Linked DNA regions of Homo sapiens: regions 2 and 3 are each linked to region 1. The links are chromatin contacts, found by Hi-C in ENCODE. All regions are on one chromosome and are shown on one strand. The core of a region is the stretch at or near the end of the contact, and the rest is flanking DNA. Distances in the headings are between cores, read along the strand shown.

The links. Hi-C counts contacts between places; a loop is a spot of excess contacts on that map. Pooled maps may share reads with other maps.
Region 2: a pooled map shows a loop between it and region 1 (5-fold over the local background). The contact joins the enhancer-like site here to the promoter of ALLC in region 1. A Hi-C loop is called at or near these places in 2 of 37 single-sample maps with no recorded cell type and 2 of 50 pooled maps.
Region 3: a map with no recorded cell type shows a loop between it and region 1 (5-fold over the local background). The contact joins the promoter of TMEM18-DT here to the promoter of ALLC in region 1. A Hi-C loop is called at or near these places in 5 of 37 single-sample maps with no recorded cell type and 9 of 50 pooled maps.

What each region holds. Positions count from the first base shown.
Region 1 is chr2:3,656,417-3,659,905 of GRCh38, forward strand. ALLC (allantoicase) reads left to right here and starts at 1,784. Exons shown (of 12, transcript NM_018436.4): 1 at 1,784-1,878.
Region 2 is chr2:6,344,120-6,347,612 of GRCh38, forward strand. No RefSeq gene overlaps it. Among named protein-coding and RNA genes, the nearest start is that of LINC01247, 30 kb to the right of the region's middle. RefSeq lists enhancers at 1,551-1,600, 2,081-2,130. Within about 2 kb of position 1,557, at least 2 of the 41 ENCODE cell types and tissues checked have a DNase peak (open chromatin) inside an H3K27ac peak, as active enhancers do.
Region 3 is chr2:675,076-678,621 of GRCh38, forward strand. TMEM18-DT (TMEM18 divergent transcript) reads left to right here and starts at 2,297. Exons shown (of 3, transcript NR_183417.1): 1 at 2,297-2,398. It overlaps TMEM18 (transmembrane protein 18), which reads right to left and starts at 2,331. Exons shown (of 5, transcript NM_152834.4): 1 at 2,214-2,331; 2 at 435-555. The coding sequence starts at 2,270. RefSeq lists enhancers at 1,606-2,371, 2,274-2,373, 2,404-2,473 and a silencer at 1,864-2,113.

The DNA of each region.
Region 1 (3,489 bases), core at 534-3,033:
GAAAGTTCTGTAGCTGTGCAGCCCAGCCTGTCGCCTCTGCCGCATGTGGCTGTTGGGCACTAGAAACTTACCTCATAAGACAGAGCATCCAAACTTTTAACTTCACTAAATTAAGTTGATTTTAGCGTTAGAGAAGTATTGAATTTAGCATAGCTAGTGGCTGCCACGTCGGATGGGGCAGCTAGCTGGCAGAGCCCTGTGCTCAACCTCTGGCCATGGCCCAGCAGCCCCAGCATCGCCCTGGAGCTTGGAGAAATCTCAAGCCTCAGGCCGTATCTCAAATCTGCAGCGTCAGAATCTGCACTTTAACCAGCTCGTAGGTGATTTGGAAGCACATTAGATTGTAGGAGCCAGCTCGGTGTGGAGGGCAGAGGTCAGGGTGTGGAGGGCAGGGGTCAGGGTGTGGAGGGCAGAGGTCAGGGTGTGGAGGGCAGGGGTCAGGGTGCCTTCTTCCATGGCTTTATCGGTGCCACAGCCTAGGCTTAGCGAAACCACGAGGATAAAAATAGGCCCTTCTGTTCTCCGCACCGTGAGCTTTGTGACTGATCCGAGGCGGCGAGCGGGGGCACTGCACTGCTGTGGCGGGGAAGTCACGGCTGACAAGAACTGCCAGGGACGAAGCCACGTGCATTAATTCATTAAAATACAGTCAGCTATGGAAGGCAGCATAGGATGTGGTTTCGTTCTTAAAGAATTTCATCTGGATGGGCAGACAGATGTGTAAACATGGACTCAAAGGCCGGGCGAGCTGAGATCAGACAACAGGCGCTGGACGCATCCTAACTACGGCTGGGTGGCGGGGCTGAGAGACGGGCTGGGGTTGGGGGTGGGGTTCTCAGTTGGAGGTGGCCTTGAGCCGGCCTTTCAAATGGCTTTGCTTTCCTCTGGGAAAGCTGGAGTTCAGGAGGAGAAGGCCGGTCAGGCCCTGGGGAAAGAAAACCCAGGAAGGAAAAAGGAGCGTGTGGGTGATGGATCTCCCTGGGACGCAGGTTGTCTTTCTGGAGCCCCAAGGGCCCCTGTGCGCGCCATCTGCTGTGCTGGGTTCTGGTTCCAGCTCAGTCCCTCCCTGCGCAGGTGACCTCGGGTGGCTTTCCTGCCTTCAAGGCCCCAGCTGATTCATCTGCAGAGTGGATAGCTTGCCCCGCAGGGTGGCTGTGGTGAAGCAAGGCAACGTCTGTTACTGCATGTCGAAGCCGGGCTCAGCTGTTTCTTTCTGCATGGAAAGTTCTTCTGCAGACAGTGGGGCCTTTGAAGGCAGGCGGCACGTGTTGTTTTGTATGCCACAGGCCTAGCATCCACTTGGCAAGGTGCCCTTTCTTAAGCATCTGTGGGCTTCTTTAAATTCCATGAAAATTTTGTGTGTATTTACTTTTTCTGGGGCTGAGGGGCTCTAGCCAAACCCTCCCAAGGGCCCCTGTCTTCTCTAGTAGGTCAGGACCCACTGCTGGGTGTGCTCAGTGTTTTCTGAGTTAATGATGATTAGTGAATAGGTGACGTCTAGAGATAAAACTTTAAGTCAGGTTACTGGCCGGACCAGGAAGGTGGGGGTTTCAGGCCCAGGCCAGTGGCCGGAGGCAGCTTTGTTAGGGACAGGGAAGGGCCCTGGGACCAGCAGGGACCATGTCTGGCTTCGGGCCTTGTGCGAGGGTCTTGCAGAGGCCTGCTTGGCTTCTCCGGGGAGGGGCTGCTCCCCCTGTTACTTCCACCTCTCTGCAACCCTTGTGACATCATACAGGCACAGCCAATCTCTGCAAAGTTCTGTCTCTACCTCAGGCCCCTATACATTCTCTCTGAGCTGGCACTCAAGCACCGTGGGACCTTGGCTGGCTTCTGGGGAGCAAGAGATCCATTTATGAATACTTGATTTCTGACTGCTGGGTGAGCTGGAGTGTGGTTTATAAATACCTTGCTATCTTTAAGGTGGGCTTTGCCAAAAGAATAGGGTGACAGAGATGAATTTCAGTCATGCAACGAACCCTCGACACTTGGAAGGTGACAGAGGGTAGATGGTGACAGACACCACTTTGTGCCGTTGAACTGTGTTGGTACCGGGCGTGGCCCAAACACCTGGAGGGGCCCCACAGGTGGGTCAGGCTTCTGGGCTCTGGTCACTGCTCTGTTTGGTTTCAAATCATGTGACTTTGGCCTTCTTAAAAAAAAATCTAAAGAGGCTGGGCATGGTGGCTCATGCCTGTAATCCCTGTACTTTGGGAGGCCGAGGTGGGTGGATTGCTTGAGTTGAGGAGTTTGAGACCAGCCTGAACAACATGGCAAGACCCCATTTCTACCAAAAATCAAAAAAATAGCCAGGCATGGTGGTGCGTGCCTGTGGTCCCAGCTACTTGGGAGGCTGACATGGGAGAATTGCTTGAGCCCGGGATGGGATTGGGGTGGAGGTTGCAATGAGCCAAGATCATGCCACTGTACTCCAGCCTGGATGACAGAGTGAGACCCTGTCTCAAAAAAAAAAAAAAAAAAACCTAAACAACTAAGGCCATGGTGAAGTAAACCTATATTCAAAACAAGAGTCACAAAGTAGAACTAAATGTAAATATATACCAAGAGTTGCCGGTAGTCAGGAGTCTCGTGCAGTTGACCTTGGGCTGCTCAGAGTCCCTGCTCAAGGTCACTCTAATTTTGTCCCAAATTTGAACAAACCACTTTTATTATTTCACCATAAATCTCATACTTTTGGCCAAAGGCTTCTTCGGAACTTATTGACAGCGATGACAAAGCCCCTGAAGGTTTTCTTCTTTACGAGGGAGTAACTCTTCCATCAGCACAGCCTTCCCTGCTTGTCAGAGGGAGGTCTCTCTTTCTTGTGCTTCCTAGACTTGCCTGGTCATGCCTTTTCTTATTTTAAGGCTAATCTCAAAAGAAAAAATAGTGTGAGCACCACTTGACTGCCTGAAATTTCATGACTCTATTTTAGAGAGTCATTGCCTCATCGCCTTGCCGTAACCCATGACAATGCTCCTCATTTGCGGTGATTAAGTTGAAATTTGCAGGTAAAACTTTAGCATGTTCCTCAAACATCAGAGCTGACCCTGGGTCTGGTCTCAGCCACAGCAGAAAATGTATTTAAGAGCTCCCTTGAGCAGGCAGTGGGAGGGGTTGCAGCAATGAGCTTAGAAGCAGCTGCCACAGGCTGTCTGAGCACTGTGAGCTGCTGAGCTGGTGGCCTCAGCCGAGGTCGCGTGGCTCCTTCCTTTCTTGCCTAGACCTTGGCTATTTTATCAACAGAAACGGCAGGGACCAGTGAGCAGAGAGCTCAGCAAGCTCATGGCGCAAGAGTCGTGGAGCTGTGACCTCCACCAGGGCTGAGAACGGCCCCTTATACCGCCAGCTCTTGGCTGCCTGGAATCTCTCGGGAACCTCCACGGGGCCCTGCACAGCACAGGCCACTGTGGATACTTCTGGGATTTGTGGCTGAGGAGAGAAACTTAGGAAAGACAAATGTCACGGCCCTTTCACAGCAGACACTGGTTG
Region 2 (3,493 bases), core at 307-2,806, 2.7 Mb after region 1:
CTTTGTTTCCACTTACCCAAAACTTCTTATTCCATTAGCCCATCCTAACTCAGTCTTTTACCCTTTGGACTTGATGTTAGTATTTTGTACCTTGCTGCTTGAGCTTGACTCTCGGCTCCAATGAATGCCTCAGGGACTTTTCTGGAAATTTTCCTGGCCTTCTCTTCTTCCAACCTGTCCAGCTATTCCTGCACTGTCTGGACCCACAAGCTCAGAGAAAGGGCAGATTTGAACAGTTCCTGTTCTGAGGAATGCTCAAGGGGGACTGATTGTTCCTGATTGCAAAGGCTACGTAGTAGGTTGTGCCTCCTCCTCAATTTAACTAGACACAGAAGATGATACTCAGGGCCCTTAAGGAGGTCATTCCAATCTGGAGAAGCTGGTTCTAATGAGATCCAGTAGCCAAGAAAGAAACTTGTATCAGCCAATTCAAGTGGCTTCTGCCACAAACGTAGCATAGATTTTCCTTGAAAATCTAGGTGCATTGTTTTCTAAAGGTCTTCTTTTGAGCTCAAGACATTCAGGCTGTACTATTATGCATATAGCTTAGAAATATGATTTTAAAATAAATTAAAGCCTAAATATTGTTGGAGATATGAGAAGTGTTGCAGACTGAGTTGTTATAAAAGATGTTGCAAACAAATTGTATCCTTTGAAGTCCTAACCCCTGATGCGACAGTGTTTGCAGATGGGACCTTGGGGAAATAAGTAGGTTTAGATGAGGTCCTGGGCTCTGGTCCAATGGAAGAAACACCTGAACATTTTCTCTGTGTGTGTGTGTGTGTGTGTGTGTGTGCCTGCATGCACCAAGGATGTCACAAAAAGGTGCCCATCTACAAAACAAGAAGGAGGCCCTGACAGAGAACAAATTGGCTAGCAACTCGATCTTGAATTTCCCAGCCTCTGGAAGTGTGAGAAATAAATTTCTGTTGTTTAAGCCACCCATTGTATAGTATTTTGGTATGGTGACCCAAGCCGACTAACACAAAAGGTAAAAAGAAAAAAATATGTTTTCTATGACAAATCTGACTCAATTTTCAATATTCCCACTTACTAGAATTTTGTGAAAATCTTTTGGTTTACAATATTTCCTATTTAGGAAACAGTATACCTAAGCTCAGTCATATTTTACTGCCTTCATTCATCACCTGTTCTTAATGAAAAAGAAATTTAAGTAAGTGAATGATGAGATGGATCAAATTATTCTCTAGAGCTCTAGAGGGTGTTTCATGCTCCCTAGATGGTTTATAAATTCTTGAACATTTGTATACAAATTGATCAAACATGCAAATCAGTAATCTGGGACTGAAAAGACAGAAATGATCTTGGAAATTGCATTTAGGAAAAAAAATTACAGTATCGTGTTGGTAGACACAAAAGAACTTTGATGAAAGCAGCTGTTAAATTGTTAATTTAACAAAAAGATGGAGCTGATGATTCAAAAATGATCAACTAGGTTGCAGATATTCTGCACTCTGAATAGCATAGGCTGCACAGCATTCAACCCTCTCCTCTGCTGTAATTTGAGGCTGCATTCTATCTGCATTAGCAGAACTGTTAATAAATCACATGAGCAAGAAATGAGGAACTGAAAATCTGCAGGTGTTTGATAATGCCTCAAATATCTTCACCACATGTTTCAGAGGAGTCATGTGAGTTCAGAAACATGACTTGGTGATTACTCACTGTATTGCTCTGGCTGCAGTCTAGCTAACTTCTACGGGATACATTTAAATACAGGTTAGGGTCACTATGATGTTTTCTCCCGTCTAGCCCTCAGGACTGGCTTCGATCCTTTGTGTACAGTAGATATCGGTACCCATTGGTCAACTCATGGTTCCTTTGCCATGGAACATTTTTTTCCTTGACAAATCCAGATTTGTTCTCATTCTGTCCCTCTCTCTCTATCCCACCTCTCTCTCTCTCTCTCTCTCACACACACACACACACACACAAAGATATTTTAACTGTGAATAGAACAGTAAAAGAGAAAAGTTGTGCTTACGTAGTCTCTAGGTTTGATATAAGCGTTATTATCCAAAGGACGATTCTTAGTGTTATAATTGAGAAAGTATGAGCTGAAGTCTGTAACTAAAACATGAACTCAAGGTTTGGCATCTACTAGTAACTGATTGGACACCAAAAATTAAAGGACTTACCAGAACCAGTCTTATAAGGCAGGTATTGTTCTCTATAAGAAATCTGCAGGACAGGGGATGTGACAGCCTTTGAGATGTAAGTCTCAAATTCTGGGAGCCTTTGACATGGCGTCTGATGCATCTTGATATCCTAGAAACAAAGCCTTTAAAAGGGCAGAGGTGAGCTGATCATCAAGCACATGTGATCTGACGTTCAGGACAATATTCTTTATTCTAATTCAAATCAACTCCTTGATTTTATTTTTCTTTCCTTCTTAAATGCTTTTCTTTCTCAAATCAATTTTTAAATAGAGAAAATTCAACCTTGTTCTATAAGTATGTTTCCCAGGTGTGTTTTATTTAATTCTGTGCAAAAGATCAAGGGAAGAAAGAACCCTTGATACTCTCCTGAAAATATAAATATACACTCATTAGCACTTTTGACAAGATGGTTCATACAGTGCTTTCAGCCCAATAAGGAGACATCATTGTAACAGTAGCACAGGGCTCTCCCTGCATTTGTGTAGAAAGGACAATAGCCAAGTAATTAGTTTTAAGAGAAGACTCAAGATTCCACTTGTCCACAGATATTCCCACCAAAAAGTAGGACTTGGCCCAAAACTTTACTCTTAGAAAAAAAAAATATTCTGAGTTACAATAGATTCAGTTAGGAAAAAGTTATTGGCAGAGAACCCTCTGAATTACCTGGAGGTGGAAGGAGGAACCCCCATTCTTACCCCACTAGTCCAGTTTTTCCAACAGAACACATGTATAGACCTCTGCAAGTATTCTCAAGTATATCTGATTCAACTAGCCATTTTCCTGGTGGCATGACATTTATGAAACAGCAGGTGAAAGGCAAACATACACAACTCCAAGAATACCTCATCAGGCAGAGTGATGACTGTGAAGAAGTGAGTAGAGGCCCAGGATTCAGGGGAAATTTTCTTAAGAACAAAATCCAGGCCCTATCACCTACTCTTGTACACTTATCTTCCTAAGCCTCAATTTCGTCATTTGTGTAATGAGAATAAGAATCGCCTTTACCTTACAAAGTGGTTGTGAGAATTAGATCACACATGTCAAGTGCGTATTGCAAAATAAATATCCATCCAAATATTCTCTATGTCTGTCTGTCTGTCTGTCTATCACTATCTATCTGTCTATCTATCTATCTGTCTATCTATCTATCTATCTGTCTATCTATCTATCTATCTATCTATCTATCTATCTATCTATCTATCTATAGTATTTAGGTCTCCCGTAAACAAATGCAAGAATAAGATAGTGACAATCTAGCCTTAAAAAGCAAGGGTTTTATTGAAATCAAAATCATTTTGATTTAACTGAATTAT
Region 3 (3,546 bases), core at 1,047-3,546, 3.0 Mb before region 1:
TTCTCTAAGTTCTGTAGCCCTTATCCTTGAAACCAAGTTGGGCAATGCCTTATTTTATGCACAGAACTTTTCTTTCCCAGTTTGCAATCTTCCTCCCATTCAAAGCAGTGCATGAGCACAGCTGCCACCAAGGACGCATCTTGTGTAAAAGACAGCACTTCCGGAAACCCAACTCTCCTGTGTGCAGCTGGTGCTCAGCACCTCCCTGGTAGGCAACAGGAACTCAACAGATTCCTCTCAACTCTAACATCCAAAAAGTAGTTTTCTTTATAGCTTCCAAGAGTGAAAAACGGGAGTGCCCTGGGAGCAGGCACATGACAGAGGGTTGGGAGGTCTTGTAAAAATATGTATATATTTCGAAGACACAGACAGAACATACACAGTTTCATTTCACACAGTGATCTGAGTTGTGGAGTTTGTGTTGTTTTACTCACCTAGACACAGAAAGTGCCCGATCTGTAGTCTGTAGCTTCGGGAGGACAAGCAGGTGAGGAGCACGCAGAGCGCGTGGAAGGTGGCCAGCCCCATGAGCCAGGGCTCAGTCCAGTCCGTCTGCTGTAGGAACACACCAGCAGACACTCACTGTCCTGCCACTCAAGGCCGGGTTCACGGCCCACCCACAGCCTTCTCCCAGCGCAGGAGGCAGGGGCCTCTCACTCCTGAGTCCTCCTGGGCTACTCACCAAGTATCCAGAGAGCATTGCCAGGCCTCAGAGAAACATGGGGACAGGAAAGGGAGAAGGAACCAGGAGGATGGAAACAGGATTCTCCCCTCAGTGCAACTATAATTCATGGAATTCAAAGTTCAAGCACACAGAACTGAAGGCATCTCTGATGTGCTCCTTTCGTTTGTGGAACAGAATCATGTTTTTAAGGTGGGTATAATTAAAGGAATTACCATCCTTTACGATGATAATTGGTTATGATAATTGGTGACGACAAGGAAATTAAGACGATTGCTCAAAGAGATGCACTTGGCTCAGCCCCAAAGGTAAAACATGAATCATCATTTCAGACTCCTTAGTCAGCACTGAAGACCTCAGGGAATCTTGAGCCATCGCCACGTGCAAGACTTGATTTTCTCCAACCTCTCTGCAATACACTGAACTCTCCAGACAGTGCCGCACTCCGCCGCCTCCTGGACTCCCCGGGACCCTGCTGTACCTGGGGACAGTGTCTGGCTCAGGGACCTGAAGTAGCCAGGCTCAGATCCACTGCTGCTCAGTCCCCACCTGATGCTCAGATGCCAATCCCAGCAGTCCTCAACCCTCCCCATCCCCTCCTTGAGCGCCCTCCTGCAGAAGACAAGCCCTGCCCTCCAAGCTGCAGCCCCGCCCTGCCCTCCAAGCTGCAGCCCCGCCCTGCCCTCCAAGCTGCAGCCCGGCACAGCCCTCCAGAACTCCTGTGTCACTACTCTCTGCTGGGGACCGCAGCGGCTTCTCCAGAGCCGCGCCATGACATAAGGACACAAGCGCATCTACTCCCATCAATGCACCCACCAGAAGACCAGAGGCACGGAGGTGAGGGGAGCACGGCTTTCTGCCCAGACCCCATCGAGTGCCCATGTCACCCCTTGGCGGCCACGTGGGGCGTGGGCTCCCCTGGGATCTGTCAGACGAACCCGGCACGGCGCACGCCCCGCCCACACTGGGCAGCGTTCCTCCGTGCCACCCCACACGATCAGGCTCCACCACGCACGCCCCGCCGCACTGCCAGAATCCGCCCACATGGCCCAAGCCCCGCCCGCAAGACGCTGGACTGGCCGGCGTGCACCTCCCACACGAACAAAGCCCTACCCCTCGCGCTCCGCCCACACAACTCAGCCACGCCCGCACGGTGCAGGACGCCAGCCCAGCCCAAGCCCGGGCCACAGAGCGCCGGAGCCAGCTCACTGCGCACGCTCCTCCACAAGGCCCCGCCCGGCCCCGCCCCTCCCCGCCCAACGGCCCAGGACCCCGCCTAGCGCTCGCGCCCCGACGCCCGGCCCCGGCCCCCTCCCACAGGGCCCAGGACCCCGCCCACAGCGCGCGCCCCCGACGCCGGCCCCGAGCCACTCCCACAGGTCTCAGGACCCTGCCCAGCGCGCGCGCTCCGCCACAAGGCCCCGCCCACGGCCGGGGCCTTCTTGGCCACAGGCCGGGTGCTCTGTGGGGCCTACCCTACGCCTCTCCGCCGTCCTCCCCCGAACTGGTGGTTACGCGGGCCGCGAGTTACCGTGAGCACGGCTGGGATGCTGACGGGGAAAGAGCTGACAGAGAAGGCGGACGGCATGGTGTTGGGAAGCCCGCTCTCACAGCAACCGCCGAACCCGGCCTGGCCAGAATCCACAGAGGAGGGCGCCAAATCCTCTCTCGTGAGATCTGCCCTTCTCACGAAACTTGCGCTTGCTTCCTCTCGCGGTAATTTCATGGCATTGCTAGGTCCAGATATCGCGATATTTCCTGGTGGTCGCTGTAATACGGAAAACTTACTACGCTGCTGTGGGACTTGTGCTCGCTCCGCCAGGAGGCCGAGGGCGTCTTTAGTTCGTTAACAGAGGAGCAGGCGGAGGCGGGTGGAATTTAGGAGGTTTGTTTCAAAGGCTCAGGGCGCTGTACCGCCACGCCAGCCCTGTCCCACCTGGGACTCCCTAGAAGGGTCAGAGCATCAATGAGGACGGTGTCCGCCCCGAGACCCTGCAGGAGCCGGGGACATTGCCCACTCCTCGGACCCTGCAGGACTTGGGAAGGTGTCTGCTCTCGCGACCCTAAGGGCAGTGCACTCTTAGTCTGGGTCAGCTTAGGGTTATCTGTCTTCACTTTGGAGATTTACCAGATGTTCTTACGCTTCACTTCGTTGTTCAACGACAGATACAAAAATATAAAGTTAATTTTCTTCCAGCGAATTTTTTCCCTTTATTTTAACATCTATACCCCAACTTTGACATTTTCAAATTAAACATTCTGTTATTTTAACATCATGAATTATTAAGTGTATATACTTTAATTGCATATGTTAGCTCTTGAACTAGTTTAATGTTTCTAAAAATAGTTCTAGTGGTGGACTTTTTTTTTTTTTTAATAGCTTTAACCCCTCCCAGATCTTTCTTAAAATCTTTCCACAGTGTGGTCATTTCTGCTTATGCTACTTAACATGCATTCTCTCATTTCAGTGTAGAAGGTCATGGTTTCTTCTTATGGGAAAACATTTCTTTCATTGATATTTTTCTCTATTCTTCCTGTATTCAACTCCAGGAACATCCCGTTAGGTAGATAGTGCATCTTCCTCTCTTTTGTGTTTCTCAACCTTCCTCTCAAAACATCACGACTGTTGTTGCTGAGTTTGGGAAATCTCGGGCTTGGCTTTCCTGGTTTTTTTTTTTTTTTTTTAAGACGATGTCTCGCTCTGTCGCCCAGGCTGGAGCACAATGGTGGGACCTCGGCTCACTGCAACCTCCGCCTCCTGGGTTCAAGCTATTCTCCTGCCTCAGCCTCCCGAGTAGCTGGGATTACAGGTGTTCGCCACCTCACCTGGCTAATTTTTTTTGTATTTTTAGTAGAGACGGGGT